Regions from separate parts of the Mus musculus genome. Here regions 1, 2 and 4 are each linked to region 3. A link is a loop called in an ENCODE intact Hi-C map of the cell type or tissue named here. Cell type or tissue: heart. All regions are shown on one strand.

Region 1 (8,000 bases), 220 kb after region 3:
TATGGGTTCTTGGATTCTGTGAGTCCAAGGGATCCTCCCATCTCTGCCTCCCCAGCCCTGGGATTGAATCTGTGCTTTGCCAGCATCAAGCTTTTTGACATGGTTCTGGGGGATGGGACTCAGGTCCTCATGTTTGCTCCAAAAACTGAGTGGACTCCACGGCCCATTAACCTCATATCTTATGTATTGTTGGTTTCTTCCCAAAGAGAATGAGGTTCAGGGGCTCTGGAGATGGCTCGATAGTTAAAGCACTTGCCATGCAAACATGGGGACCCAATTCCAATCCTCAGGACCGGTAAAAATGTAGACTGGGCAGGTCTGTAATTCCAGCCTTCAAAGGCAAAAATGGGGAGTCCCCAGAGCTGGCTGGGTAGTGGGGCTAGCCACATGGGTGAGCTCTGGGGTTGACTGAGAGACTCTGCCTCAATGAATAAGGTGGAAAGGTGATGAAGGGTACTTTCTTCCCATCAACCTCAGCTACCACATGCATGTGCACCAACATACATTCATGTATACACACACACACACACACACACACACACACACACACACACAGGGAAAAGGAAAGAGAAGGAATCCAGAGGATAAAAACCTGCAGCTGAGTTGATCTCAGCACCTTGTCAGCAAGAGTCCCGCCTGGTCTCTTGGTCCAACCAGACTCTTAGACCGTCAACAATCAAATTGTCAGGGAAAGATTATAATTGCTTAATCGGGGAAGGACAAAGGGTAGAGATGAACTTCCCATCTGTCAATGGTAGCAGAAGCGAGGATTAAAAATTAGTTGGTGGCTTAGCTGATATTTTTAGAATTCCACCGGCGAGTGATGAGGATTCTAAAAGAGGGAAAGTGAGCCGAGCGCAGCATAATTCGGCAAAGATCACGGTTAGCTTAGCACCCTTTGTGAAGACACGATCGCAGGCAGAGTGGGAGGATTTATCTGGAAATTGCTTGGCAAGCAGAATCCGATCTGGGACAGGCAAGCCTAGATGGAGGCAGGAGAAACGCCGGTGAGCGGTGCTGACGAGCACCAAAGATACTGTGTTTAAGATGGACAGTGAGCAATGGCCATGCTCTGTTGGTCTATGTCTGTGAAGAACTAGGTAATGTGCCCAGTGGAGGCTTATTCTGAAGGCGAGGGGGGGGGTGGTAGGCTAGAAGAATAAAGACCACATTCCCAGCCGTGAGCATTTTGCTGGGCAGGGTGGCAGAAGCCAAAGCCAAGCAACCTGGAGGCTGAAGTACAGGCCTTGCAGAGACCCCATCACAAGCACAAGGCGAGGGGAGGGCCTGGAGATGTGCTACCATCAGTAGGGTGCTTGCCCAGCATGCCCAAAGCCCTGGGTTCCAGCCCCAGCACATCATAAACCAGGAGCAGTTGCACATGTCTATAACCCCAGCGCTCAATAGGTGCAGGCAGAGGATCCATGTTTGAGGCCAGCCTGGGCTAAGTGAGACCCACCTCAAAAACAACATACAGAGCTCCCCAAGTCAAAACAGCAGCAACAAATCCCAAAGCGGAAGGGAGATGCTTTGAAGGGGAGTCATTTACCTTGTGAGCCTAACAACCTATGTTCAATATTCTGATGCCGTGCTGCTGAAACAGCTGACCTGGGGGTCAATACCAGGGCTGATCCCTGGAGCTCAGTGTTCAGCTGGTGTAGCCAAATCAGTAAGCTGCAGGTTCAGTGAAAGTCTGTCTCAAAAAGGTTGGCCTTGCCTGAGAAGGGACACTGGAGGATGCCTCTGACCTCCGATATGCCAATGAACACATATGCATGGGCCCCTCCCAACACACATCCTCACATACACAATCACACACACACACTCACATATATAACCACACACACATACACAATCACACACACACACACACACACACACACACATATACAACCACACACACATACACAATCACACACACACATATACAACCACACACACATACACAATCACACACACACACACACACACACACACACACACACACACACTTACCAGCAGAAGACCACACCTTGTTAGCAGCCTATATAAAGGGCATGGAAGAAGGATGCTTGCTCTCTTTGCCTGCTTGCTTTTACTCTTGCCAGAAAGTCTATTCCTCTACTGGCACTACAGCCTGCGTCTTCAGGATTGAACTGAAGACCAAGGGAGGCATCCAGCCCCGTGAATTGAACAACTACTGGATTCTTAGGCTTTTCATTGGTAGAAAGCCATTGTTGGACTAGCTGGACCACAGCCCGTTATATATTATATTATATGTTATATATTACACGAGTGTGTGTGTGTGTGTGTGTGTGTGTGTGTGTGTGTGTGTGTATTCATTCTATAAGTTTTGTTCTCCTAGAGCAGTGATTCTCAACCTTCCTAATGCTGCGACCCTTGAATACAGTTCCTCATGTTGTGGTGACTCCGGCCATACAATTATTTTCATGGCTGTTTCCTAACTATAATCTTGCTGGTGTTATGAATCCCAGTGTAAATATCTGTGTTTTCTAATGGTCTTTGGTGACCCCCGTGAAAGGATGGCTCAACCCTCCCACGGGGGTCAAGACCCACAGTTCTAGAGAACCCGCTCAGAAGATTCCTGTTTATGCAACCCATGTATCAGTAACTTATGTCCCACTGAGTAATATTCCCATTTAGTGATACCACATTTTACTCATTCATTTATCTCTCTCTGGGTAAATCTTTGGATCATTTCTACTTTTTGACTAATATGAAAATACTTTTATAAATCAATAAGCATTTCTTATGTAGGGGGAGTTCAAATTTTGAGACAGAGTCTCACCATGCAGTCCAGGCTAGCTTTGAACTCAGCATCTCCCGTGTCAGCATCCAGAGTGCTGGGAATTGCAGGGCTTTGGGCCACCACAACCACTCAGTAGATATATTCTGAGAGAAGGCATTGATCAGAAGCTCTGCTGAGCTGGATCTCTGTCTTCTAATGGAGAATTTGCTTAAGGCAGGAAATCAGCCGCTTTCTACTGGGCATAATCCATATTGCCGGGCCAGGTGCAGAGCAAGCCCGAGGCTTCTGCAGACCAAAAGTTGTCCCATTCAGTCAGCCCAGTGTCTCCTGAATGAGAGACCCTGGCGGCCAGGAGACCAGAGGTGACCACACCACTGATTCAGAGATAGCCCCTACCAGCGTGGGTAATAGCACTGGCCTGTCATCCAAGCATTAAGGAAGTTGAGGCAGAAGGATTGCATATTTGAAGCTAGCCCGGACTGTATTCCAAGACCCTGTCTTAATACAAAATATGGTTTGGAGACATGGTTCGGTGGTTAAGAGCACTGGTAGCTCTTCCAGAGGACCCAGATCTGATTCCCAGCACCCTCATGGTGGCGCATAACTGTGTGTAACTCCAAATTCCAGGTGATCTGATTCCCTCTTCTGACCTCCACAGGCATGTACGTGGTACCCATACATGTAAGCAAAATACACACGCGCATTAAATTATTTTTTACTTAAAAAGCAAAATAAAAATCCCGAAACAGCTAGTGGGCTGTTGAAGCTAACCTTTTTGAATAAATTCTGAGGTATAAACTACTCATTTCCGGGAATTCAGCCCTGATTGTCTTTTTCTGTGATTAGTTCTTTCTGCTTCTATTCCCCCCCCCCCCCCCCCCCCCCCCGCGCAAAACCTGCAGATAAACAAACAGCGCAGTTCGCACCACGGTGCATCCAACCCATCTCGCGCCTGCCACCTAGTGGCTAGAGACTGGCAGGACACGGGCTCAGATAGATAGCCAGGAGTCAAGGAGGCAGGGCTGCTAATCTTGGGCGCCCAAAGCAAGGACTCACCTTCCTCTGCAGCGGCGGCTAGTCACAGAGTTACCTTCCACCAGGCTAGTCCAGAGCCCAGAGGGGGCTTTGCAAGGGCATGGAGGGCTCCCAACCGCAGGACAGTTGGTCATCAAAATGACTGCTGAGCTATTGATGACCCCTTCCCACTCCTACCTACTTCCCTACATCTCCCTTCCCTTCAGTTCCCATCATTTGAACTCTGTGCTCCATGTGTGCTAACCCCTCCCCTTGGGCTCAGCGTGTGTAGCACTGGCTACAGGTAGTTGCTGGATGGCTGTCCTGATATTGGAAGCCAGCACCAACCACTTAACAGTGTCTCCTGAGAACACAGTGCATGGGAGGCTGGTTGTAGGCTATCAGAGATGACACCTGTCCTACTCTGGTGAACTTGCATTCTAGCTGTGGAGAAGCAGATGATGCTGTCATCCTAAGGAGCCTTAATTCTCAGTGAACCCTTGTCCGCCTCAGTTTCCCTGTCAGGAACCTGAAATAATAAAACCCCTCCACACGGTGTTGTTTCTGGGCATCCCCTTGCACCACCACCCCCGTATGTGTGTGCACATTCCTAGAACCTATCCAAGGGACTTTACTATATCCAGGTCGGGTGGACTTGACCCAATCTCTGACACCCCTAACCCTAGTCCAGCAAACCTGCAGAAGAGGATGCCTTGTCAGGAGCCTGTCTGCAAAATGGGTGGAAGGGGCGAATCCCATCAAATTGGTAGAGCCTCAGTTTCAGATGAGAATAATTTGAACTAAGGGCTCTGCCTGGCAACATAGGTTTTTACCTCCAGCTATTTGCCAAGCTGTGGCAGGACTGGGATACAAAGTGACTTCAATGCCAGTCTGGGCAACTTATGGAAACACTGTCTCAAAAAGTAAAACAGGACTGGGAATGTGACTCATGAATTGAAAGTGTGTGCAGAATCCCCCAGTGAAGGGCTGGGGTGTGGCTCAGTGGTAGAGCATCTGCCTAGAATCCCCCAATGAGGGGTTGGGGGCGTGGCTCAGTGGTAGAGGCCCTGCCTAGAATCCCCCAATGAGGGGCTGGGGGCGTGGCTCATTTGATGAGCACTTTAGTAAAGGGGAGGTTGGGGTGTGGCTCGGTGATACATTGTTCTTCTAGCGTGCTCCAGAACCTGCAAGTGCTTCAGCACCGTTCCTGTCACAGCTCCCTCAGGTCTCTGTCCCTTGTACTTAAAAGTGTCTAAGGAAAACAATTTCATCAGGTACTCTTTACAGTTAGAGAAAGGGTAAGACCCAGTGTCCTGGGCATCTGCTTTTGTCCCCCGGCAGAGTGTTTTTCTGACACTTCACTTTAGCGACTGAATTCTTAAGTGAGAATCAACCTCCCAAATTAAGTCTCTAATTCCCAAGCAAGCCAAGCAGCTATTTTTCTTGCAAATCTTGCATGAACATAATTTAATAGAAGATACAAACTAATAAAATCAGCCCATATATTAGATCCTCTGCACAGTAAAGAAAACAGACGATCTAAGAGACAAATGGGCAGTGTTTCAGCCCAGGGAGAAAGAAAATAAAATAGAAATAAGATGTAAGTTCCATCCTGTGTGTAAATAACTTTAAAGAGAAATAATAAAGATGGCGTCCACCGCTTTTAATGTATTGGGAGATTATTTAATTGCAGGGTAATAAGAGGTGGTACTGCTTCGTGCAGACTTTACACTGGAGACTAACTTTGTTATTATTGTTGTTGCTGCCGTGCTTGGTGGTTTTACCTTGAGATCGGGCTTCCCTACATTTCCTAGACTGACCTTAAACTTCTTAGACCTTAAACTTCTAATCCTCTGCCTTCAGCCAGACTGCTGAGGCTACAGCCTGTGCCACCGTGCCTGGCTTCTAAGTCACCCCTCCTTCCTTCCTCTTTTCTCTTTTTCTTTTAGTGGAGTTAGAAATGGAGCCCATGCTGGGCGTGGTGGCACACTCCTTTAATCCCAGCACTTGGGAGGCAGAGGCAGGCGGATTTCTGAGTTCTAGGCCAACCTGGTCTACAAAGTGAGTTCCAGAGTTCCAGGACAGCCAGAGTTATACAGAGAAACCCTGTCTCGAAAAACCAAAAAAAAAAAAAAAAAAAAAAACAACCAAAAAAACAAAAAGAAAGAAAGAAAGAAAGAAAGAAAGAAAGAAAGAAAGAAAGAAAGAAAGAAAAGAAAGAAAGAAATGGAGCCCACAGCAGCTTACTCTGACACACTCTAAAGCCCAGTTTAGCCTCTGAGTCATGATCCCCCTGCCTCAGCCTCCTGAATAACTGGGAGGACCATCCTGTGTCACCACCACTGGCTTAGTTTCTTCTTTCTTTCTTTCTTTCTTTCTTTCTTTCTTTCTTTCTTTCTCTCTCTCTCTCTCTCTCTCTCTCTCTCTCTCTCTCTCCTCCCTCCCTCCTTCCCTCCCTCCCTCTCTCCCTCCTTTCTTTCTTTTTTCTTTCTTTCTTTCTTTCTTTCTTTCTTTCTTTCTGATTTTGATTTTTATACTGCAATTATTTATTTATTTTATTTGGTTTTTTTGGGGGGGAGGGTGAGGGGTAGGATCTCTCTGTGTAGACCAAGATAGCTTTGAACTCACAGAGATCCACCTGCCTCTTCCTCCTAAGTGCTTCGATTAAATGCATGTGCCACCATATCTGGCTATTTTTATTTATGTATTATTGTGTCTGTACATGTGTGTATGGTGTGTGGAGGGGATAAGAGGTAGCCTGTTGTATGTCTGAAGGCCAGAAGACAACTTTATGTGGGTCCAGAGGTTTGAACTCAGGTTGTCACGCTTGCTCATTGCATTATCTTCTGAGTTAATTCTTTAACCCTTTGGTGTTTTTTTGAAGCAGGGTCTCTGTGGTGGTTTGAATAAGAATGGCCCCACTGAGCTGAGCACAGTAGTGGATGACTTAATCTGAGCATTTAAGAGGGAGAGGCAGGCAGATCTCTCAGCTTGAGGCTAAACTGGTCTACAGAGATTGTTCTAAGATAGCCAGGGCTACACAGTAAAATCCTATCTTGAAAAACCAAAGATAGATAGATAGATAGATAGATAGATAGATAGATAGATAGATAGGTAGGTAGGTAGGTAGGTAGGTAGATAGATAGATAGATAGATAGATAGATAGATAGATAGATAGATAGATAGATAGATAGATAGATAGATAAATGGTACCCATATCTTTGAATGCTTGATCTTTAGGGAGTGGTGCTACTTGCCAGGGATCAAGGAAGTGTGGCCTTGTTGGAGGAAGTGTGTCACTGGCTGCAGGCTTTGAGGTATCAAATGCTCAAGCCAGATCCAGTGCCTCTCTCTTCCTGCTGATCCAGATGTGGAACTCTCAGCTCCTTCTCCAGCACCATGTCTGTCTGCATGCCACCATGCTTCCCACCATTATGACAATAGACTGAACCTCTGAAATTGTAAGCCAGCACCAATTCAATTTTTTATAAGAGTTGCCATGGTCATGGTCACAGCAATAGGAACCCTAAGACATCCTCAGTATACACCCCAGACTGGCCTGGGACTCAAGGTAAACTTTTATCATACTGGGTCACAGGCATGAGCCACCACCCCTAGCCTTCTTTTTCTTCCTTTCTTCCTTTTTCTTCCTCTCTTTCTTTCTTCCTCTTCCTCCTCCTCCTCTTCTCCTCCTCTTCTCCTCCTTCCTTTTTTCCTCCTTCTCCTCCTCTTCTTCTTTAAGACAGTGTTTCTCTGTGTAGCCTGGAAAGTCCTAGAACTCACTCTGTAGACCAGGCTGGCCTTGAACTCAGAGATCCTCCTGCCTCTGCCTCCTGAGTGCTGTGGTCAGACGCATGCATCACCATGGCCTACTACCTTCATTTACGAAAGACACGATATCAATCCCAGCACTTGGGAGGCAGAGTCAGGAGGATCTCTGTGTATTAGACTTCAACCTGATCTACAGAATAAGTTCCAGGCCAGCCAGGGCTACACTGTGACACCCTGTTTTGTTTTTTGTTTTTTTTTTTTAAAGACACAATACCAAATATAGTGTTGAATTTCTAAGATCCTAGAGATGAACATGGATTTATGTGTGAGTGTGCCGAAGATTCCAGAAAAACAGATTATTCGCCAGCTGAAAGTGGTTCTTTAAAACTCCTTCCTTTGCGGGCATCATGGTAAACACTTCAAATCTCAGCTCAGAGGAAGCAGAGGCAGGAGGATAGACAGTTTG
Region 2 (8,000 bases), 73 kb after region 3:
GCCCCTTACTCCAGGCTGCTGGGGTGAGAGCTCCCTCAGCTTCAGCAGACACTCACTGCTTCTGAAGGCTATGAGCTTTGAGGTCCTTGTGGTGAGAGAGGTCCTTGATGGCTGCACAGGGCATTCAGTGTACCTGCTGGGCACTAGGGTCCTGAGGACACAGGGGACCCTCATCCTTTCTTTCAGGATGAGGGTCTAGTCTCAGAGTCCCGTAAGTTCTACTTTGACGGGAGGCCACGGAGAACTATTGGTTCCCAAAGTGGGGGACAGAATAGACATGGCTCTGACTGTGACACTGGAACCTGAGGAGACATGGAGGGATGGATGTAGGTATCTTGGAAGCCTGACCTCGCCTGGCCCAGGCTTGGATAACCTGTGACCAAAACGTCTTGGCTCTGTACTGCCGACAGAGGTCCTTTCAGCCCCCAACCCAGGCCCCCTGCCACAGAGGAGACCCCACATTCCACATAACCTGTAGCTTTAAGCCTCCTGTTGGGCTGTCTCCTGCAAACTGCTCATTCCACATTCTCGGGGTGGTGGGGTGGGTGGGGTGCCGGCACGCCCTGGGGAGGATGGCTATAAGGCAGAGGGCTCACTGGGCCCCTGGAGAGCTGAGGATTTGCCATCCAGCTGTTCACATGGCTCTGCTGCTCCTGGGTGTCTGGGGGATCTTGCTACTTCTGGGGCTGTGGGGACTGCTCCAGGGCTGCACCCGGAGCCCCTCCCTGGCTCCTCGGTGGCCCCCTGGGCCTCGCCCTCTGCCGTTCCTGGGGAACCTGCATTTGCTGGGTGTGACCCAACAAGACCGGGCACTGATGGAGGTAGGGTGGGCGACCCTATTTCATCTCACAGCTCACATGGTGTCTGTGTCCCAGCACTGACAAGGGAAGCCAGGGGGGATTCAGGATGCCAGAGGCTTGTCCCAGAGAGCAGATGTTGGAAGCAAGAGTGGCCTAGGCTAGGGAGATAGCTCATTGTAGTGTGTTTGCTTAGCATTCACAAGAGCCTGGTTCTATCCCAGAATTGCAAATAAAAGATAGATAGATAGATAGATAGATAGATAGATAGATAGATAGATAGATAGATAGATAGATACGTAGGTAGGTAGGTAGGTAGGTAGGTAGATAGATAGATAGATAGATAGATAGATAGATAGATAGATGGGACAGGACAGCAGCCAAGGGTCAGGGCTCAGGATTGGTGAGCAGGGTGGGCTCTGGAACAATGAGGAAGAGACTGGCAGGTGTGTCTAGAAGTGTTGGAAATGTGGCAGGGCAGCAGTGCCCTTGTCTGGGTAGGGTATTAGCTAGGTACGGCTTCTCCCTAGAACTCAGACATGAAGGTAAGCTGGCTGCACCGCCACTGGCCAGGGTTAACTGGCTCAGTAGGGTGGAGGTCCTTGAATTTTGTCTGGGGACTCTTGTTTGCAGAGAAGTCCACACAACTGCAGAGCTAGCTTGAAGTGGCTCTGCCACACCTTTCCTAGGGTGGGTCAGGCTAGACTCCGACGTGGCTGCCGGCACTAGGTTCAGAGGCTCAGGCCCTACCTCGGGGCCCAGTCTGAGGAGCAGAGATCAGGCAGATCCAGCCATGGCTCTGGGTGAGACCCACAAATTCCACTCTAGCTTTCTCATTTTTTTTCAACGGTTTCTCTTTGAAGTGGGGTGATGGAAGTTTGAACATTTGAACAGCGCCCCCTCCTGGGGAGACTGGAGGGGCTCTTGGGGTTCTCTCCAGCTCTTAAGCTTCCAGCCTACATACAGTACGGCTGTATGTAACTCTTAGAGGGTGGGTGGAGGCTGCCTGTCTGACACCTGTCTGTCCCCACCAGCTCTCAGAACGCTACGGGCCCATGTTCACAATCCATCTGGGATCTCAGAAGACCGTGGTGCTGTCGGGCTATGAGGTGGTGAGGGAGGCCTTGGTTGGAACCGGGCATGAGCTAGCCGACCGGCCCCCAATTCCCATCTTCCAGCACATCCAGCGAGGTGGGGGTAGGTGGGCATTGGGGTTCCTTGCCAGATGGGGGGGAGACTAGGCCTCTTGGATTGGTACTAGGGAGAGACAGGATCAGCCTATTGCAAGACAGGAGAAGTATGACCCAGGGTAACCTCCGAATGGGAGGGGCATGGAGTTGAGCCTGCCCCCCCACCCCGAGTGGGCCCCCTGTTCCCTGCATGCATCATCAGATGGGGCGTGGCTGGCACTCATGGCTCATGTCTACCTGACAGGCATTTTCTTTTCTTCTGGAGCTCGCTGGAGGGCGGGTCGCCAATTCACGGTGCGCACACTGCAGAGCCTGGGTGTGCAACAGCCATCCATGGTGGGCAAGGTGCTGCAGGAGCTGGCCTGTCTTAAAGGACAGCTGGATAGCTATGGAGGTGAGTGGGGGACCGGGATGCCCCTGCCCAGCATCTATTCCCACCTGAGGCCTTTCTCCCTGACCTACAGGCCAGCCCCTCCCCCTGGCGCTGCTGGGTTGGGCACCCTGCAACATCACCTTCACACTTCTCTTCGGCCAGCGCTTTGACTACCAGGATCCTGTGTTTGTGTCCCTGCTGAGTCTCATTGACCAGGTCATGGTCCTGTTGGGGTCACCTGGCATACAGGTGAGAGGTTGCCACCCGACAGGAAATTGAGCCCCAGCTGAACTAGAATGTTGGGCCCAGTTCTAAACCCTGAGGTCAGGGCTGGTTGGTACCTAACAATCTTCAAACAACGGATGTGTGACATCGGCCAAAGACAGACTGCACATGAAGCAGGCCCTATGCTCTCTGGCAGATGGGGCATTTGGACCAAAGAACCCCACCTTTTCACACACCCCTATAGTAATAAGTGCAGTTGCTGAAGTGTGTGCAAGGACCTTTACAGTTTGTGGGACCTGAGTCCGAGGGTCCCTCACACCCAGGCATGTTTCCTTGTACTTATTTATTCTTTTGATAGAGAGTGTCTCTATGTAGCCCTGGCTGTTCCGGAATTGTCTATATAGGCCAGGCTGGCTTCGATCACACAGATCCACCCATCTTTGCCTCCTGAATGCTGGAACTAAAGGTGTGTGCTACCATGCCTGGGCAGTAGAGATGGTCCTCACCATTTAGAGCAATGTGAGGCATTTCCCCAGTAATTGCTAATGCACCCGGAATTCTGAAGACTTACTGGCACCAGACCCACTCTATTGTAAGTCACACATTGCCCATCCGAAGGACCTGTGAGCCCGCATAGCTATGACTCCTTTCTTTCAGCGATAATAGAAAGGAACATGTTTCCAGGGAGCAAAGAGTACTTGGATCTTGCACAGAGCCATCCAAATGCATCAGGTCAGCTGGCTCCTTCCTGAACACCCTGAGATTGTTCTCCTGCTCCCTGGACTTCCAGGAGGGTGACAAGCCTCCAGTTCTGCTGGCCTGGTGCCCTCTTGTGGCCAGGGGCAGCATTGCCCTGATTCGTTTGTCCAGAGCCTGCACCTGATGGACGGATTGGCTTGCTCACAGTAACTGCATCTGTCGCCTCACCTCTACCCTACCCCCTGTCCTGCCCACACGCAGCTATTCAACACGTTCCCCCGGCTGGGGGCCTTCCTGCGGTTGCACAGGCCGGTCTTGAGCAAGATCGAGGAGGTGCGCACCATCCTGAGAACCCTGCTGGAAACGCGGAGACCACCCTTGCCAACGGGCGGTCCCGCGCAGAGTTATGTAGAAGCTCTGCTTCAGCAGGGCCAGGTGTGGACAGGGCCAGGGCTTCATCGGAGACGGGGGTGGTGGTGGTGGTGGGGTGTTGGGGGCCCCAGTTCACAGGAGGGGAACTATGGAGGGCTCTTCCCCATCTGTTGACCTCTGGGAGTCCCAGTCTCCTCTATCAGATTGGCCCCTGTGAATACCTGGAGTGGGCACTGATGTTGGGTGAACCCCCAGTAAACACCAGTGCTTTCCACCCAGCCTGATCTCTGCCCAGCCTCCTCTGGGTCCTGGAACTAGGCTGGGGCTACAGGTTGGGGTTGGATCCTCCTAGATTCGAGCCCAGTTCTGACCACCCTCCCTGCAGGAAGATGACCCTGAGGACATGTTTGGCGAGGCCAATGTCCTGGCCTGTACACTGGACATGGTCATGGCTGGAACAGAGACCACGGCGGCCACGCTGCAGTGGGCCGTCTTCCTGATGGTTAAGCACCCACATGTGCAGGGTGAGAGTCACCCCATGATAGAGAGCTCTTGGGGGTTAGGAATGGGGCTTCACCCATACAGTGCTACCCTCTGGCCTAGGTCGCGTGCAGGAGGAACTGGACCGAGTGCTGGGTCCTGGGCAGCTGCCTCAACCAGAGCACCAGCGAGCACTGCCCTACACCAGTGCTGTGTTGCATGAGGTCCAGCGGTACATCACACTCCTGCCCCATGTGCCCCGCTGCACAGCTGCTGACATCCAGCTGGGTGGCTACCTGCTCCCCAAGGTGGGGCCCCACTTACTTCTTCCCTTTGACTTGGGGTGCATGGGGGACTTCCTGGGTCTCATATTCACCCGTGGGGCAGGTGGGTGGCAGGAGCTCCCCCAGATGGTGTCCTGCCCTCGTCCCCTACCCACCCAGGACCCCTCTGCTTCACAGGGCACTCCTGTGATTCCTTTGCTCACTTCAGTCCTCCTGGACAAGACGCAGTGGGAGACCCCAAGCCAGTTCAACCCAAACCACTTTCTGGACGCGAAGGGGCGCTTTATGAAGCGGGGGGCCTTCCTGCCATTCTCCGCTGGTAACTTGCTAGCCTTCGGGGTGTGCCTACACCAGCTTCTGCTCAGCCCTCTCCCCTCCAGGAGCAGGCCTGGCATCTTACATGGGTTTCTCTTGCAGGTCGCCGGGTCTGCGTTGGGAAGAGCCTGGCCAGGACAGAGCTCTTCCTGCTGTTCGCTGGCCTCCTTCAGCGGTACCGCCTCCTGCCCCCACCCGGCCTCAGCCCTGCAGACCTGGATTTACGGCCTGCCCCAGCTTTCACCATGCGGCCTCCTGCCCAGACCTTGTGTGTGGTGCCGAGATCTTAGGGTGCACACATTCTGGAAAACTACCAGAGCCTAGCCTACCTCTCCTCCAGGGTGCACTGCAGGTTTTGGGGTGGTTGTAGCATTCCTAGCAATGAATGATAGGCAGACAGTCCCACACTGTCCCTCTGGACCACCACAGCTCTTATGACTCAGTGTACAGTGGTGCCAAGGCTGCTTACCCGTATGTGGAGGTTGGAAGCTGGCCTTTCATCTGGCATCATGGGGCAGAGGGCGTATCGGCCCAGTGCAGCGGCCCTACCCTGTCCTGATATGGTGCTTACAGGAACCCTAACTCACCTTCCAGGCTTTTACACCCCGGACACTACAGACACTTTTCTATTCTGGTCCCCAAGGCAGCCAAATCCTCAGAGTAGAGACTACAATCCCTTCATTGTTCTCCCCCCCACACACACACTGCACCCCCCGCCCACCCTATCTTTGGCTATACCCAGGCTTCCCACCAGGTCACAGGGTTCCCCCATCCCCAGAAGCCTGGTCTATAGCCCTTCCATAGCCCCCCCGTATACCCCATCTCCCTACCTAGGCAGATTCTGCCCAAAGTTCGGGATTGCTCCACCTTTGACTGGTACCAAGGGGACCCAGGGGCTGCTGAGCTTGACCACAGGCGACATTTTTGTTCCTTTCTTTTGCTGTGACAACTGGCATTCTGCCATGTGGCTACTTGGAACAGGAATGGCTGGAGGGAAAGAGCTTCGCCCAGCTGATGCCCCGGGAACCTTCGCCTGGTTCCTGATGCCAGTTCTCACCAACAGCGAGGAACCTACCACATTTCCTGTTTCGACTTGGCTACCAGGAAACCCTTAGCTATGGTCCTTGTTCCTTCCATCTCCTCCCCCTGCCCCACCTCCTCTTCTCAGTGGTGTTTGTATTCCTTGTTTCTCTGTGCGCTCACTCAAGGCTTTGAAATGCGCGGGTGATAACCTTGTTGCGTATGTCTGTTGTGACGTGCCAACTCCAGCTGTGCCTTCTCCAGAAGCATTCCTGTGGCCACGGATATGGCCACCGTCAGTACAGGGCTTCCCCAAGTGCGGAAGGGCAGGCCTAGATGCCACCATGAGTGGCAAGAGCCAGTTGGAGTACATGTGAGACCCAGATCATACAACACTTGGGTCCCTTCTGGCACCAAGAGTCTGGTGGTTGGTGGTGACAGGTCGCTGTTGACTAAAGAGACATGAGTAAGTCCCCCTTGGGCTCTGGTGGTGTACTGTGTTGGTGCTGGCCCCAGCCAGTGCTTTAAAGTAACTAAACATGAAGTGACAGAGTGTCTAAATGACATAGGACAAGGTCGAGGACAGGGTTTGTAGCCAGATTGTCTGAGACCCCAAGACCCAGGAAGGGGTTCATGCTTTGGCTGGCCGCCTGTCTCCCCACATTAATGCAGTATTTGGCTACTGTGCCCAAGTGCTAGGGACCGGAGACAAGCCTATCCCATTTGTTTTTTGAAACAGGGTTTTTCTGTGTAGCCCTGGCTGTCCTAGAACTCACTCTGTGGACCAGGCTGGCCTTGAACTCAGAGTTCTGCCTGTCTCTGCCTCCCGAGTGCTGGGACTAAAGGCGTGCGCCACTGTTGTCAATCTCATCACTTTTACTAGACCTGGGGTCAGCTCAGCTCTGCTCCACTCAAGTGAGCTGGCAGGTTAGAAGTCTAGAGGCTGCCCCAGTGTGTCCTCTCTCCTGCCATGTGGCAACTGCCAGGCAGGAAGGCAGAGGACAACATGCTTAAGGTTTGGGAGTGTGGGGTCTGCCCTCTAGTGGCAGTTGGATCTGAGTGGACTGCTCATGAAGGACTATGGCTGCTCTCACAGGCTCAGGATAGTGGGCCTCCAGGCAGCTGAGGGCACCTGGCTTTAGCCCAGCTGGCCCAGGATGCCCACCTCCTCCCTGTGACACATGTCCTGATCACTGGGAGCTGCGAGTGGGAGGTGGACTGTGTCCTCTGTCCTTGGATCAGAGCAGCTGTCATCACCTGAACAAGACCCTGGAGAGACTCGGCCTATTAACATTCCTGTAGGAAAGGGATAGGTGGGTGGGATGACTGCCTGACCTACCAGAGATCCCAGCCACCGTCCCCCCTGCCTCTTCCACTGTGGATTGCAACCTTGCTTGGGCACAAAATATTTGGCAAGTCAGACGTATCTGTGTAATGATCAAAAATTAGAAGTAAAATGTGTACCTGGTGGTGGTAGGGCTTGGGTGACAGAGGCAGGTGGGTCTCTGTGAGTTTAAGGCCAGTCCAGTCTACAGATCCAGTTCCAGGATAGCCAGGGTCACACACACAAACCTTGCCTAGAAAAAAACCAAAGCCAACCAACCAGGCAAGCAAAAGCAACTGTGTGAGGCATCCTCACGGGCACCGCACGTGCCCTGGTGTAAGTAAGCTGTACCCTGGCTCTTGGCCAGATGTTATCAGTCTCAGGTCACAGGTCATGTGATGTTCCACCTAGCCATGGTGGAACTCACTCTGTAGACCAGGCTGACCTCGAACTCAAGAGACTGGCCTGCTTCTGCCTCCTAAGCGCTGGGAATAAAGAGTCTCATGGTTTTAAAATCAAAGGTTTCTGTTCTTAAAACAGTTTATGGAAAACAAGCTCTCAGTGTTTTCTGCTGCCCGCCCCTCAGCTTCTGAGCAACCAAGCTGCGCTATCTGTGGCTGGTGCAGCATTAGACAGGCAAAAAGTCAGGAATACGCAAACTTGTCTTTATCTTTAATACATGGAAAATTATTTGTATTCAGAATCACTTTAAAATAGATTTCTTGGGATATATTTATCTGTAAAGCTCCTTTATATACCTCCATACCTGGGAGTATATAAGTGACTCTGGTGCAGGGGGCTGTGGGGGAGTTCAAGAAGCAGAAGGGGGACACGCCATGGCTCCCATCTGCAGATGGGAATCCAGATACAAATGCTTAGTCCTTCTGTTTCCAACGAGCTGGCAGAGAGGTGCAATGACAA
Region 3 (8,000 bases):
TCAGTCTCAGGCCACCCACCTCCCAGGCACAGCTTCTCAGAACTCGATTGCAGGGTGTGTTAAAACAGTACACAGTTACACAGTGCCGGGTGGTGGTGGCTCATGCCTTTAATCCCAGCACTTGGGAGGCAGAGGCAGGTGGATTTCTGAGTTCGAGGCCAGCCTGGTCTACAAAGTGAGTTCCAGGACAGCCAAGACTACACAGAGAATCCCTGTCTCGAAAAAAAAAAAAAAAAAAAAAAAAACCAGCACACAGCAGCACAGACTGGACTAAGACCGGGAAGGAAAAGATGAGGCCCAGAACAGCCCACCCACATCCCTAGATGCTTATAGACAGCCCTGGACCTGGGGTGGACACTAGCCATGGCAGGCAAGCATGGCTGTTTAGCTCAGGTAAGTGAGGCAACATACTGTATAGAGGAGCTTGGATCCCACTAGACCCTAAACACGAGTGAGTGAAGACCTCTCAGGTGTGAGGGCACAGGGGAGCAGCAGTGCAGGAGACCCTTAACTTCCCGGCAAACTGTACCCAAACCAGACATATGGCAGCTTCTCAGGGGATCAACCCAAACTCCAGCTTCCCTGGCCTTTCCGTAGCCCACACACAACACACACACATGCACGCACACACACACACATGCACGCACACACACACACATGCACACACACACACATGCACGCACACACACACATGCACGCACACGCACACACACACATGCACACACACACACATGCACGCACACGCACACAAGCACTTTGGAGAGGTGCACATCAGAGCTACAAGACGAAAGTATACAGGCTCTAGTGTTTGCCTGGGCTATCCTTCCGCCCATACAGAGATGGTGCAGCACAGAGGGCAAGGCTGGATTCGTGCGCCTTGGGGGCGGGGTGCATTGCCTTGCCTCTACACACTCACTTAGCGGTGCCCCACGATCCCAGCTAAAGTTTACTGTTCCCAGACCAGTCCATCCAGGTCACCTTGCCGTCTTCATGGTAGATAAAGATGTTGCGGGTGCTGTTGTCCTTCAAGTAGGTGACCTGCAGGCCGTGGGGGTGGCCCATCTTGGCTGGCTGGAAGGTCGCATTCAGGTGCTCAATCTTCATGACGGCCTTAGGCTCCTTGGCCTGTGGAGGAAAGCTAGTGGGGATCCCAGACAGTGCTGGGGTCTAAACACCTGCTGTGTATGCTGTGCAGCCTTAGGCAAGTTACTTAACCTTTCTGACCCCCAGATCCCTGGTCTGTGGTTGAAAGGTAAATTTCTACTTCCTTGGGTGATGGAGACTGAATGACACTTGGGGGCTGGGTAAAATGTCCCCAAATCTGCGACCCTTTGTGTTCTTTGTCCTGTCCTGACCCAGTTCTTGCTTGCCTGTGCATCTGGAGCTTGCGATCTGGGATTGCTCGCCAAGAACCCCCACACCCTGCTCCCAGATCTCTACTCTTCCCAGGTTACCTGCAGGCAAAGCAGAAGGTTTTTCACTGGTCCTGGCTAGCTCCAGGGAGCTGTGTGACTAGCCCCGTCCCTGACCCTCGGTGTCTAGGCATGTCTCCTGGTGTCCCCCACCCCAAAAGGTGGCCCCTTCTAGGTGTTAAAGAACCCAGAGAAGGGGCCACTACACACTTGGGCGATTGCTAAATATCTCTGAGCCAATTCCCCACACATAAAGCAGGCCAGGAAGCTGCCATCTTGGACAACAGCACCACAGAGCTGGGCACACCTTCCATGCAGCTAGCCCCACAGCAAGGCAGCAGCCATCCACCTCCAGGTGGGTCCCGCCCTGCTCTGCAACTGCCACACATCTGGCCTGCAGCTAAGAATTTCACCACTCCACACAGCTGCCCCAATCTGTTCTAGGGAGCATCGGATAGGGGGAGCCTCAGGCTTCCCAGGACCATTCCCAGCAAACCCACCCCAAGCCTGGCTCCTGGAGGCACCAGGAAGGGGCAGGGGTCAGTCCTGCATGGGGGGTGGGAGTTCATGTGTGGATGCATACATGTATGGTATTTCCCCAGAGGGATCCATCATAAGGGCTGCTCTCTGAGAGGACTGATGGGGATGGAGCTGAAAGCAGGCACCCACACACAGTAGAAGGGCTAATCCCCAGCCCTGCAGACCCAGTAGATGCCAGGACCCCACGTGGGAAGGTCACCCTTGGCTCCATGGCGGGCTTACATCGTTTTTGTTGAAGTATTTCAGGGCACCCTCTCGTTCTGTCAGCACAAACTTCCGGCTTAAGAACTGTCCGTTGTCCCGCCCACGCTTCCAGAGAAGGCCCTCACGGTAGCCTGGGGGGAGAGAGAGAGAAAGAAATAGTCATGGAGACTCCACCTAACTGACTGCATGTCTACCCCTGTCCCAAGTACCCTCCATTGCAGGGTGGACACATCCAAGGGCGGCAGGTCTCATCTGCCTGTCTGCCCTGCCAATGGCCTGTGACCCACTGCCCAGAGAGGCCTTGATCCTCCCGCCACACCAAAGCAGGACCTGGGGTCATCGTTGGGAATAATGGATTTAAGGACGAGGTTGGAGACAATGGACTTGAGGTGGCCCAGGGCTGCCAGACAAGTCTAAGGTCATGGAAAGAGAGAGGTTCTTGGGCATGAGAAGGGACAGGAACAGAGTTACCAGCCCTATGATGCCAGAGGCCATCCAAAAGGACTCTCCCAGAGCCCTAGGTCTACGACGCTGAGGTGGGCTAGCTTTGGGGACCTTGGTACAATTCTGCCTCAGGTCTGCTACTTCCCTTTTGGCAAAAACAGGCACTCTCCCCGAGCTGTGGTGCAAGCCTTTAATCCCAGAGGCAGAGGCAGGTGGATCTTTGAATTCGAGACTGGCCTGGTCTAGAGAGTGAGTTTCAGCACAGCCGGGGCTACACAGAGAAACCCTGTCTCAAAACAAATGAACAACAACAAAGCAAGCAAGCAAGCAAATGGTCACTCCCATACACTCCAGACTCCCTGCTGCCCAGCTTCCTTGTGCCCAGCCAGTCCATGCATCTACAGGGAGCTGATGTGGTTGGTCTCTTCTTGGCTCCCTGCCCTGCCCCCCTTCAGGGGACATCCCTTAGTGGTGCAGTAATGTTTTCTGGTGAGCTGCTGACGGATGGCTGCATTGCTTTAAGTTTCTGGCTGTTGTAAGACTCCCCCACCCGTAGACATTGCTGGGTGTCAGGGTGGCTTTCATTGGCAAAGAGGGTCCTGGGAAACCTTGACTGGCAGCAGCGTGCTCAAGGGTAGGAGTGCAGCATCAACCTCCCCCCCCCCCCCCCCCCCCGCATCTCCTCCTGTGCTGTCTGCTGCCAGGCAGCCCTGTCCCCATCACCAAACACAAGGGGCTATTTTCTGTGCTCTCACAGACATGTGGCCATAAAAAGGCAGCAGCCTGGCGTCAGGGAGGGGGCAGCTGGCGCCCGTAAGACTATCAGTCTCAAGGCATGCCAGAAGAGTCCTGTTCCCTCCTCCGACTTCTCAAAGGATGGAGCCTCTCTGGGACCATGGAGTGGCCGCTGTGCCTTGTGTCTCTCCCTTGTTATAACTTCGGCAGACAAATCTTTCTTGGATACTAGTTAGCAAGACTGCCATGACTGCCATGAGCCCAGGCAGGACCTACTTTGAATGTTTGTTGACTGGCTCGTTAAACACCTTGGGCTTGGCCTTCTTTCAGCTTCAGGGACCAGATTATCTAGGCTTCAATATCTAGCTGAGCGTGGACTCCAGACGTGGGGGGCCAAGGGGGCGACAAGACTGCAGCAGCTTCCCAGAACCCCCCACCAACTAACTCCAGAACCATGCTTGATGGCTTGGAGCCTAGGAGCCAGCGGGAACACGCTTCTCGCTTGCTGTTCTGATAGTTGCCAGCAGGTGGCAGGAGCACATCGGGAGCCGCCGTTTCCAAGCTGGGCTGGACTGAACTCTGCCGCCCCTCTGAGGCTCCGACGGGGCATCATCAGGCTTAGGGCCCTGAAGCAGTAGGTCCTCTGCTAGGCCAGGTCCATGTGCTGATATTCTATGGAACCGACCAGTATTCTGACAAGCCGCCACGATGCCTATAATTTAGGCTCCATAATGGCAACACAAGAGATGTTCCCGTAACGAACGCTGACCGCATCCCTGGCCTGACCTCTCTCAGAGCTCTGCTTCCTTCTTGGTACCATGGGAATCTGGCCAGCCGAGGGCTGACAGGTATTGAGCCCCACTGGCTTGGCTGGATCGCCCTTTTCCACCCTAGCCCAGGGACCTTGCTCAGCAGCCCAGCCAGGCTACCCTTCTGGGCACACTTGTGATCAGGTAGAACCAGAAGTGACCATTCTCTCTGAAAGAACTAGATGGTCCTGAGGTAGAGGCTATGAAGTTTAGTCAGCATTGATTAGATGCCTATGGTTTACAGTTACAGGGCTGGGGCCAGCTGTGGAGTTTGGGAGTAATTGGTCCACATCTCACAGGACACACATACAGAGGGCACAGTGTCACACATCCCTGTGAGGTTGAAGTCACCATTCCCTGACATTACAAGCCTATTACAGTTGAAGCACACCTTCCTCGGGGTGACAACATGGAGACAAGGGCTCTTCTGCACGGCTGTGGCCATACAGTGGCATGGTCAGCATGCAATCCAGATTGGATTTCTTTTTGGTTTTTTTTGTTTGTTTGTTTGTTTGTTTTTGAGTTGGAAGAGGGAAGTTGAGTATCACTATGTAGCCCAGGCTGCCCTTGAACTAACTCGTCATGATCCTCCTGCCTCAACCTCTGGAATGCTGGGGTGACAGGTGTGAACCACACCTGATCTAGAGACTTTACTCTTGATCCTTACAAATGGGAAAGAACCTATTTTCCTTCAACTCTGGGACATTTAAGCAACCATGGTGCCCTGCCCTGAATAGATGGCCCTGCTACCCACAGGGCGAGCTCCCAGCAGCAAGGCAGGCAGGAGAGAGGTTGGGCCCTGGGGTGTACCACATTGTGCATCTCCAGCAGGCAAACTGGGCTGCAGGGGTGGGGGAGGGCAATGCGGTACCTTCTGCACTCACAGTTTCATAACCTGCAGACTTCAAGAACTGCATTCCAAGCAGAATATGCAAAGTGTATGTAAATTGCATGGGGTATATGTAAATTTGTGCTTTTGTTTTTAATTCAAGGCCATGAGCGCATGGTCTCACTATGAGTGTGACAGGAAGCTTGCCAAGGTGTGAGCCCAGTCGGGTGTGTTCCATACTCAGGACTGCTGTGGGGACCCTTCTGAATGGGACAGGTATCCACATCATCTGGCTTCTCCCACTGGGGGTATAGTGGAAGGTTCGGCACTGAGCCTGGCCTCAGAGACACCAGACAAACTGAGACTCCATGACTTTACCCAGACTGGGGCAACCACACCCAGCCTCAGGCTGCAAGTTCTGTCTGCTTCTATTGGCAACTACACCTATCAAACTGTAACTCCAGTTCTAGGCATCTGGCGCCCTCTTCAGGCCTCCACGGACACTGTACTCACATTGTGCGCGCGCGCGCGCACACACACACACACACACACACACACACACACACACACACGCAAGCAAACATGCCCAAGATGTTCGGACTCTATGTTCCCAGGGCTCAACCACTCCTTGCCCACTGCTCTGGCCACTTGGGCTCTGTCCTGAAGCTCCCTGGGTCTCTTCTGCACCCGTAAGTGGGGCCAAGAGCAGGCTTCAGTGTGTATAGGTTCGGATTCTGATTGGCCAGCATCTTACCACCTCACAGGGACCTGCCAGCTCCAGGTAAGACAGAGGGGCTGTGTGGATGACAGGGGCTGAGATCCATGTTTGTGAGTCCCATGCAACTGCAGGGCCTCCTTGGCATGTTTGGCCTGCACTCTACCTGCACCCTGGAAGTGTTGCTTTCCATCTTTAGGAACCTGGGATCCCAGGAGCATGTGGGCAGCAGGTGACCACTCAGCCCTTCTTGCTACTTCCCGGCTTGGCTCTGGGAACAGATCTATTCACCCTGTGTGTCTCCTTGGGAGGTCTTTTCTCTCTGAGAAGCCACACAGGAAGACTTCCCGAATCCAGTGATGGATGCTCTAGTTCTCTGCTCTAGTCCAGTTGGGGCTCCCTGACTTGAGGTGGGGTCAGGTAGGGTCTCCCTTCAGGAGAATACCTGATACCTTAGCCCTGGTGCAAGCTAACACCTCCCAGGTGCTGGTTTCCTTGGGACTCCATAGCATGTGTCCTCAGTATGCAATGCTCTGGCTTCAAGACTCCCTGGTGTTCTGGTCATACATAGGAACCCTTCAGTATGAGTGTCCCACATCCCTTCTTGTTTACTTCTTCGATTGCCCAATAACCAGCAGAACACAGCCTGGTGGGGAGAGGGTGCTGCGAGCCAGCTCCAGGCCATGGCTCCAGGAACTGGGGTTCTGAGCTGTGTCCCCATCTTGTACATAAGCAATTGGTCTCCTGAAGATACTGTTCACAGAGTCACACAACAGCCGCCAGGAAGCTCACTAGCTAGACCTCACGAGCTGTTCTCATGGACAAGGTGGCAGGGGACCGTCGCTGCCACCTCTCTCTGGGCTTCAGTTCTGCCATCTTCCAAAGGGTCAGGGCTGAAGTGAAGCTAAAGGAGTCAAGACAGTTCCTGGGGTCCAGCAAGGCCACCAGACCTCCCTACTGCACTCAGACTGTCTGGGACATGGGGCTCAGAAGAAGCCTGGTACTTGTGAACAGCCTGGCTGATCTTACAAGTGACTCTCATAGGAGCCTGTCACATGGGCAGATCCAAGGCCACTATAGAACCCTTGGAGGCTTGACAGGAAGACAGGAAATGGGGTTATCTGCATCTAGGAGTGCCCTACCTAGCTTCCACCGTCATCTCATCGTTTCAAAGGACCTAACCCTCTTGCCGAGCCAGCCACCCCAGGGTGCCTCACCCTGGCCATCCCATGATTTAACAGTCCCCCAAACACTGTTGTGCTGAGCACCCTGCCTTAGCACACAAGAAAAACCGAAGTCAGGCAGAGCTGTGCCGCTCAGGGAGGAAGGAAAAGGGGTTGTACCAAGTGGAGACATCCCGGTGCTGTTGCTTTCTTGACCTTTGACCTAAATGTCACTATGCAAATAGGGAGAGAGGCTCCCAGAGGGACCCAGGCAGGACCCAGTCTGTTAGAGGAGGTGGTGGCCTGGTCCTGGGCAACAAAGGCCATTGTCTGCATGCCCTGACGCCCACCCTCCCCTGTGAATGGCAGCCATTGAGGCTTGGGTGGAGGCAGGACAGTCTGGGGCAGGAGCCAGGGCAGCTGTCACCCAGTCCCTTGCTGAGCAGTGGTGGGGAGGGGCAGATACAAAGCAAGGTGCACTCAGGTATGAGGGCACACCCAACACCCTGACATCTCCGCGTCAGAGGGGAACTTTAGACACTCCAGCCAACTGTGACCTAGGCTGAGGAATGACACACAGCAGAGAGTGTGGCAGGGCCCTATGGTCACAGGGCTCCATGCACTGCTCATTCCTGCTGAGGGACAAGCATCTCTGTAAGCCAGGACATGCCCTCACAGAGGCAGCCCAGGCACAGGAAAGGATGGCCGGGATATAGGGGGGTCTTGACCCAGCAGCCTCTGTCTCTGGCAGGCCAGGAAATGTGACAGGGGCTGTAAGTGAGCCACTGGCACCTGTCTCGTCTGGAACTCCAGGGGCTACTTCCCTCCTGTAGCCCTGGATGACACTGTCTGAGAGAGACTTCTCCAAAGCCCAGTTCCAGGGAGCGTGTGCTCAAGGCCCCAGGTCTGACTCGCTCAGCCACTGTCCATGTCGAGAGAGAATAGGCAGCCATCCAGGTGGCTCCTCAGTCCTAGGAGTGTCGTCCTGTAATAGGCAGGCCTCTGCACCAGGCCTGGACAAGAGACAGACCTGATGTCAGTGGACACCTTAGCGCCAGAGACTCTGCTAACCAGTCTCCAGAGCAATGCTTCTGTGAAACTTCCTTAGACTGAAAAGAATTTTGAAAATAAACAAAGATAGGCTCCGCT
Region 4 (8,000 bases), 190 kb after region 3:
GTGGGGCCTGGGGCTCAAACTCATCAGGCTTTGTGGGGAAGCACCTTTACCCAAGGACCCATCCTGCCAGTCCAGAAAATGTATGTTTAAACTGATTTCATTATTCTTCTGAAAACTCTAAAAATAAAAATCACTAATGGCCCTCTTCCAGGCTTGCAGCGTAACTAGATAAAGATGAGGAAATGTGTTTCAGCCGTGGCCTTAGCTGCCATGCCGACCATACACAGCACTGCTGACTCAGACAGACTGCATCCTCCTAGCCACGTGCTAAGACTCTCTGGCCCAAACTCAAATGGAATAAAACTGGCTTTTCTTTCCTTTCCTTGTTCCCTTAATTATTTATTTGTTTGTTTGTTGTTGTTGTTGTTGAGGTCCCAGAATCACCTCACAAAATCCATGAACACCGATCTCAGTTTGCCAGGGAGAGTTTACTGAGCACACACCCCAGGACTGGTCATCCAGGGCCATGGTCCAGATTCGGGAACTGAACCGTGACCCCAACTTAAGATCCTACAGGGTTCTTAAGCCCAACATCCAGAAACATCTGTGCCAAGTTATTCCACCAATCAGAACTTAGGGATAGGGGATTTCATTAGCAACGTGTCTTTGTTGTACACTTATCTATCCTGCTCCCAGTGGTTGGGGTATTCAACTATGACAGGGGACTTGCCTTGTCTAATATTTATGTCCTAACTTGCCAGCCAGGATGTCAGTTACTCACACACATGTCTCTTTCTGCCAAGTAGGATGTCAGTTCCCAAGGAAGTCTTGGAAACTTAAACGTTACTGGACCACTACTCAAAATGGAAGTTTTATTCCAAGTAGTTTCTTACATTGGTGCAGGTGTCTCTCTTATATTGGGGTCCATCCCAGGGGCAGTTTATAAAAGCAACTACCATAAAAGCTCAAATATGGGTGCAGGAAGTGCTGTAGGGTGGTTGGTTCCAGTCCAAGCTTATTGTGGGTAACAATACAAAACAGTTCTACTGACTTCTATCATGACTGGTTTCCAAGGGCACAGAACATAACAGCATATCTAATCAATCTTGGCATTATAAAGTTTCCTAGTAACAGCAGAAACATATGAGAACACTTCCTTATAGTGGCAGACTAGCCAGGTAACAGTTACCTAGGCCTCCACAGTTGTCTGTATGCATGCATGCAATATGTGTGTGTGTAGATGCCAGAAGACAGTGAACAGCTTCTTCAGAGAAGAACTAACAGCCACGCACTCCAGTCCCTTAGTGATATGATTACAAATTATTTTTTAATTATTTATTTAGTATGTGTGCACATGTACACATGCCTACCAAGATGCCTGTGTGGAGGTCAGAGGACAACTTGAAGGGATTGTGTGATGGCTATACTTGGTTATCAACTTGACTACATCTGAAATTAACTTAAAAACCCCCAAAACAGTCCAGCAGTGGTAGCACTTGAGAGGAACAGGTAGGTAGATCTCTGTGAGTTCCAGGACAGCCAGGGGTACACAGATAAGTTCTTTCTCAAAAAACCAAACCAACCAAACCAAACCAAAGCAAAAACATAAATGGGGCACATCTGTGAGGGATTTTAAACTGTGTATAAATGTGGTGGCCTATGGGAAGTGGCACTATTAGGAGGTGTGGTCTTGCTATAATAGGTGTGGCCTTGTTGAAGGAAGTGTGTCACTGTGTAGGCAGGCTCTGAGGTCTCCTAGTGCTCAGCCTCCACCCAGTGAGGATGATAGTCTCTTTCTGGCTGCCTTTGGATCAAGACGTAGAACTCTCAGCTCCTCCTCCAGCACGTCTGCCTACACAATGCAATACTTTCTACCATGATGATAACAAATTAAACCTCTGAGCCTGTAAGCCAGCCCCAATTAAATGCTTGCTTTTGTAAGAGTTGCCTTGGTCATGGTGTCTCTTCATAGCAGTAAAACAGTAACTAAGACAGTGGGTGTCTGTGTGTGGTGATGTGCACTAGTGTAGGTGCCCACAGAGGCCAGAGGGGTCAGATTCCCTGAAGCTCAGTTAACTTCCTGATGTGGGTACTGGGAGTCAAACTTGGGTCCCTTGGAAGAGCAGTTGTGGTGAGTTGATGTGGTTGTGCTCTCAACCCCCGAGCCAGGGAAATAAAACAAGCCACTCCTTATCTCAGACAAGAAGCCAGGCCAGCTTCCCCTCTCACACTCCTCTCAAGACCTTGGGCATGTGGGCCAGGGAGTGGCTCAGGGCATAAAGTGTTTGCTGCACAAGTGTGGGAACACGAGTTCAGATCCCCAGGATCCAAGTGAACAAGTTGGCGGGCAAGGCGGCTGCCTGTAATCCCAGTGCTCAGAAGGCAGAGACAGAGTTCAGGACAACCTGGCTAGCCAGACTAGTTGAATCAGTGAACTCTGGGTTCAACTGAGAGAGCCTGACTCAGTGAATAAAGTAGAAAGTGATCAAGGGAAGATGCCTTATATCAACTTCTAACCTATATGCACTCACACACACATACATACCGCACACACACATATATGTACACATATACACATATACACACCACACATGCATACAAACACATACATACACACATGTGTACATACATACACATATGTACACCATACACACAGACTCTCAAACATACATATATGCATATACATATACTTACATACACACACATGCATACCATATACACACACACACGAAAAAAGAGGGCTTGCGAGATGGCTCAGCAGGTAAGAGCACTGACTGCTCTTCCAAAGGTCCTGAGTTCAAATCCCAGCAACTACATGGTGGCTCACAACCACCCGTAATGAGATCTGACACCCTCTTCTGGTGTGTCTGAAGTCAGCTACAGTGTACTTATGTATAATAATAAATAAATCTGTGGGCTGGAGCAAGCAGGAACTGAGCAAGCGAAGTTAACCAGAGTGAGCGGAGTTGAGGAGAGCCAATGGGACCGACAGGAGTGAGCAGAGGTCCTAAAAATTCAATTCCCAACAACCATACGAAGGCTCACAACCATCTGTTCAGCTACAGTGTACCATATACATAAAATAAATAAATAAATAAATCTTTAAAAAAAGATAGTAGTAAGCCAGAGAGGACATCAAAATCCCCCCCTTTCAAGCTTGTATTGGGAAAGGAAGTCTAGTTCACCCACAGAGCCACTTCCCAACCTGATTTTGGAGCTGAGGAACAGAAGAGATGCTTGTTAGTCTGTAGCTATGGAAGTGAGGTGAGGGATGGCTGCTCAGACCCAGTCTTCAGGACACTACCCAGCTTCAGTGCCTCCCAGGGCCTGTGGCTCTGTCAACCTCCGTTCCAATGAAGGCTTTTTGGTGACATCTTGTGAAAAGGACGGAAACTGCACCTCATGCTCCAATGGCAAGCTGCTGTTCCTAGTTTCTCTCTGAAAGAGAGCCAGGCTGTGAGCCTCACCCAAGGACGCACTAGCTGTGACAGTGAAAGTCAGTTCAGAAGAGAGACGGCAGCCAAGACATGGAGGACACCCCTTCCCAAAGCCACGTCTCTGAGTTTAAGGTGCCAAAGCAATTGCCGACATATCTGTCCCACTAGAGACAGAACGACACCTTTAGTTAATGCGACAGCCTATGTCAAGCATAGATCCCAAGCTTCTCCACAAAAGTGAGGTGACTCTTGCCTGGAATCCCAGAACTCCAGCACTCGAGAGGTTGAGGTGGAGGTGGCATGTGCCTTTAATCCATCCTAGCACTCAGCAGACAGATCTCTGTGATTCAAGGTCAGCCTGGTCTACAGAGTGAGCTCTAGGACAGCCAGGGCTACACAGAGAAACCCTGTCTTGGGAAAACAAACAACAAACCAAACCAAAAACGAATAACAACTAAAAACCAAACCAAACCAACCCCCCCCCCCATAAAGCTGCTTCCAGGGCTGTAGAGAGCTCCAAGGTTAAGAGCACTTGCTGCTCTTCCAGGGACCTGGGTTCAGTTCTGAGCACCTACATGGTGGCTCGTGTGCACTGTCATTTCTAGGAGATATGACACCCTCTTCTGACCTTCAAAGACAGCAGGTACATACAGGTGAACAGACATATATACTGGTGAAACATGCAGATACACACACACACACAAATACAGGTTGAATTTACACTCTGGGGGTGCAGGGCTATAATTGACTGGCAGGTGGACAGTGACACATTTGAACAGTCTGGTGAACTACTGGGCTGTGCCCACTGATACAGTGTCTGGGCAGTCCTGTCAGCAGCAACAGGGATAGGGTTCCATTCTGTTAATTTGTAGCAGCCCAAGGAATTTCTTTAAATCTTTTTTATTTCCATTTTTAAAAAAAATTGTGTGCTTTTTCTCTTTTTTTAAGATTTATTATTATATGTAAGTACACGATAGCTGTACGTATACACTATACGCACCAGAAGAGGGCACCAGATCTCATTATGGGTGGTTGTGAGCCACCATGTGGTTGCTGGGATTTGAACTCAGGATCTTGGGAAGAGCAGTCAGTGCTCTTACCCACTGAGCCATCTCACCAGCGCCCCCCCCTTAAGATTTATTGTTTATATATGTAAGTACACTGTAGCTGTCTTCAAACATATCAGGAGAGGGTGCCAGATCCCATTACAGATGGTTGTGAGCCATCATATGGTTTCTGGGTTTGAACTCAGGACCTCCAGAAGAGCAGTCGGTGCTCTTAACCGCTGAGTCAACTCTCGCCCCAGCCCTGCTCACTCAGGCCCAAGTGCGTGCCTTTTCAGAACAGGGCTTCTCCTGACCTGAAACTTGATTTATAGATCAGGCTGGCCTTGAACTCACAAAGATCCGCTTGCCTCCGCTTCCCAAACGCTGAGATTAAAGGCATGCACCACCATTTATATATAATTTTAGGTATATGAGTGTTTTCTGCATGCTGTGTACCTTGGCATGCAGTGCTTGCAGAGACCAGAGGAGGGCATCAATTTCTCCAGAACTGGAATCTCAGATGGTTGCTAGCCATCATGTGGGTGCTGGGATTCGAACCTCTAGAAGAGCAGCCAGTGCTCAGAGCCATCTTTCCAGCCCCAAATTTCTTTAAATCTTTTAGGGACCTTGATTCAGGTAAAACCAGATCTTAGGCTTCAATGCAGAAAAGTATCTCAGGACAAGCCGATGAGAAGCAGAGTTTATCAAAAGTAGAAAGTGGGCTGGAGGCTGAAGCTGCTCACTTGCCCAGCCTGGGTGAAACCATGGGTTCCATCACCAGCACTTCTTAGTGGTAGAAGGCAGGCAGATCTCTGTGAGCTCAGAGGCCACCCCGTCTATATAGAGTTCTATGCCAGCTATGGATAATGAGACACTGTACCAAAACAACAATAAAAACAAAAAGGAAGCCGGGCAGTGGTGGTGATTTCTGAGTTCGAGGCCAGCCTGGTCTATAGAGTGAGTTCCAGGACGGCCAGGACTACACAGAGAAACCCTGTCTTGAAAGAACAAACAGGGGCTGGTGAGATGGCTCAGTGGGTAAGAGCACCCGACTGCTCTTCCGAAGGTCAGGAGTTCAAATCCCAGCAACCACATGGTGGCTCACAACCATCCGTAACAAGATCTGACTCCCTCTTCTGGAGTGTCTGAAGACAGCTACAGTGTACTTACATATAATAAATAAATAAATCTTTAAAAAAAAAAAAAAAAAAAAAAAAAAAAAAAAGAAAGAACAAACAAATGAACAAAAAACAAAAAACAAAAAGGGAAGTCACCAAAGCAAATAAGGAACTGCACAAGAGTGTGAGCAGCTGAGGACAGAGAATCTCACTGGAGGGGGAACTGCTAAGTCCTTTCTTTAAAAAGCACATGGAGCTTTGATGCTCAGAGGGCAAAGTGATCACCACACAAGTGTGAGGACCAGAGTTCAAATCCCCAATCTCACAAAAGTCAGGAAGCACGGCAGCTTTCCAGTAATCAGCACGCAGGAGGTAGAGACAGGGGCTCCTGGAGCTAGCTGCAGCCGCAAGCCCTGGGTTCAGCGAGTCTCTGCCTTAGCTTACAAGGGGAAAGCGACCAAGGACGACACTGAAGGTTATTCTCAGGCCTCCACATTTACGTGTACACCTGTGCCCCTACATGTACAAACATGCAAACACACCTGCACTACACACACAAAATGCAGACCTTGAAAAGAATTATCCATATTTTCTAAGAAAAGTTGGCCTCTGCATGAACAAAGTACACATACACAAGCAAAACACACACACAAATGAAACAAGCGGAGAGTGGTGGTGCACGCCTTTGATCCTAGGTATAGACAGAAAATCTGAGTTCAAGGCCAGCCTGGTCTACATAGTTGAGATCCAGGATAGTGAGGGTTATTTAGAGAAACTGTCTAGAATAAAAAATGGGTGAAATAAATAATTTTTATTAACCATTATACATAAGATATTTCAACACACAATGTCTTGCATTTGATATTGTCTCTAAAGCCTGGTGATTTTGCTTCCTTGCAGTAGGGAGAGAATCTGAGGCCTGATGACATGACAGGCAGGTACTCCACTAAACCAGGCCCGAGGGGTTCTTGGCAAGTGCTCTTCTATTGAATTGTGGCCCCAGCTCCTCACTGGTGGGCTCTGGGTAAGGGTTAACCCACAACGCTAGGCTCTAACCTTTGCCACTGTACTTCCGAATTCATGTTTAAGAACATGGGCATGTGAGTGCAAGGCCCAGAGCTCAGAGGCATCATTTGCCCCTGGAGCTGAGGTTAACACATAGTTGTGAGCCATCTAATATGGGTGGTGCTGGGAACCAAACTCTGGTCCTCTGCAGAGAGGTTCAGGCTCCTAATCACTGGACCATTCCCCAGCCCGCCCAGTGTGCTTTTAATTTCCAACTTAGAGTCATCTCAGTGGAAACACTATTGCATACCATGGTTAGGACGGAGACGTATATATCCAACTCCCCTTTTAAACACTGCCTAATTATTGAACCCAGTAGTTTTAAAACTTAAGTTGAATCAAAAGCTTTGTTATGCTAGCTATACCTCAAGTGTGTACCACCATGAAAGAGTGCTGGGAAGTGGAAGTACAAAAGATTGGTTTGTCTCAATGTCCCCACATAGCACCACTGCCTAGACCTTGTTCTAAAAGCAAATACCCCCCCAGCCCCCCACCCCCCGATCTAACCAGGCACTGGGGCCAGGATGAGTGCACCGATGAGTCTAGAGCTGGACTGATGTGACGAGAGGCACTGGCTTAGAGAACAGAGTGAGTAGAACCCACCCCTGCCTCCCATGACAGCTAGAGGCCACGAACCCTGCACAAAGCTGCTATGTATGGAATTCATGCAGTTAACTGTCCCAAAGGCTGTCAGAACTAAGGGCGAAAGTCAAAACCCGCTGGGTGGTTGGTCCCATGTCATCTCTAATAGCCAAGCTCCTGGAAAGTGAGGGTAAACGCTTATACAGGTCACCAGAGTACCCCAAGCATCTTCCCCTACACTGCCATGGCCATTTGGGGGTAGACATGGTTCAGGCCACACAGGTGGCACAGGAGTGATGGTGGCTGCACCCCAAGGCCCAGAACCACTGCTTTTCTTCTGTCTGGGTTTCTGCTCCACAAAGTGCTGAGGACACCCTCAGCCTGCTGCCATGGGGATTCGGCACGAAGAGGAGAAGCTTCTATGGCAAAACCAGACATTTCTGAAATGGCTCTCATTTCTTGGTGCTCTTCTTGGGAGTTAAAAGTGAATCCACGCTTGGGAGGCAGAGTCAGGGGGATCACTGAGTTCAAGGCCAGTGTGGTCTACAGGGTGAGTTCCATGACAGCCAGGGCTCCACAGTGAGACACTGCCTCAAACCACAAAACAGCCTGAAGCCAGGCATGCGGAGTCCTGGCATGGTGAGGCTGGTTGCTTAAGTCAACCTTGGAGACATCACTGCAGGCCAAGTGCACACCCTTCCTCCATAGCATCCCCAGCCAGAGGTAAGGAAAGGGCACCCCGTCCACTCTTGTTCTTGGGGACCATGAGTAGACTGTGCCCAAAGGCACCTTATTACAAAAGCCATGGAGGG

Evidence for each region. A loop is a pair of places that touch in the nucleus more often than their neighbours do. Peaks named below come from ENCODE experiments on the same cell type or tissue, not always from the same donor. Only the 100,000 strongest peaks of a DNase experiment are listed, where the experiment ranks them.
Region 1: it touches region 3 in a loop (10-fold over the local background); 8 of 42 quality-filtered maps call a loop at or near these places.
Region 2: it touches region 3 in a loop (8-fold over the local background); 8 of 42 quality-filtered maps call a loop at or near these places.
Region 4: it touches region 3 in a loop (3-fold over the local background); 3 of 42 quality-filtered maps call a loop at or near these places.

What each region holds. Positions count from the first base shown.
Region 1 is chr5:139,501,554-139,509,553 of GRCm38, forward strand. No RefSeq gene overlaps it. Among named protein-coding and RNA genes, the nearest start is that of 4930500L23Rik, 18 kb to the right of the region's middle. In heart, a CTCF peak has its summit at 3,731 (motif pointing left); a DNase peak (open chromatin) is centred at 3,718; H3K27me3 peaks cover 3,783 bases.
Region 2 is chr5:139,352,009-139,360,008 of GRCm38, forward strand. Cyp2w1 (cytochrome P450, family 2, subfamily w, polypeptide 1) reads left to right here and starts at 608. Exons shown (of 9, transcript NM_001160265.2): 1 at 608-821; 2 at 1,832-1,994; 3 at 2,232-2,381; 4 at 2,452-2,609; 5 at 3,546-3,719; 6 at 4,042-4,180; 7 at 4,260-4,444; 8 at 4,598-4,739; 9 at 4,838-7,594. The coding sequence starts at 639. The coding sequence ends at 5,025. 3110082I17Rik (RIKEN cDNA 3110082I17 gene) reads right to left here. Exons shown (of 5, transcript NM_028469.3): 5 at 7,731-8,000. In heart, CTCF peaks have their summits at 1,713 (motif pointing left), 3,421 (motif pointing left) and 6,795 (motif pointing left); DNase peaks (open chromatin) are centred at 2,417, 3,579 and 6,833; H3K27ac peaks cover 152 bases; H3K27me3 peaks cover 4,179 bases.
Region 3 is chr5:139,278,531-139,286,530 of GRCm38, forward strand. Adap1 (ArfGAP with dual PH domains 1) reads right to left here. Exons shown (of 11, transcript NM_172723.4): 5 at 2,175-2,287; 6 at 979-1,125. Among named protein-coding and RNA genes, the nearest start is that of Get4, 30 kb to the left of the region's middle. In heart, no CTCF peak of the experiment used is centred here; a DNase peak (open chromatin) is centred at 3,851; H3K27ac peaks cover 1,795 bases; H3K27me3 peaks cover 1,782 bases.
Region 4 is chr5:139,464,883-139,472,882 of GRCm38, forward strand. Zfand2a (zinc finger, AN1-type domain 2A) reads right to left here. Exons shown (of 7, transcript NM_001159908.1): 7 at 6,334-8,000. Among named protein-coding and RNA genes, the nearest start is that of 3110082I17Rik, 8.3 kb to the left of the region's middle. In heart, a CTCF peak has its summit at 3,315; a DNase peak (open chromatin) is centred at 230.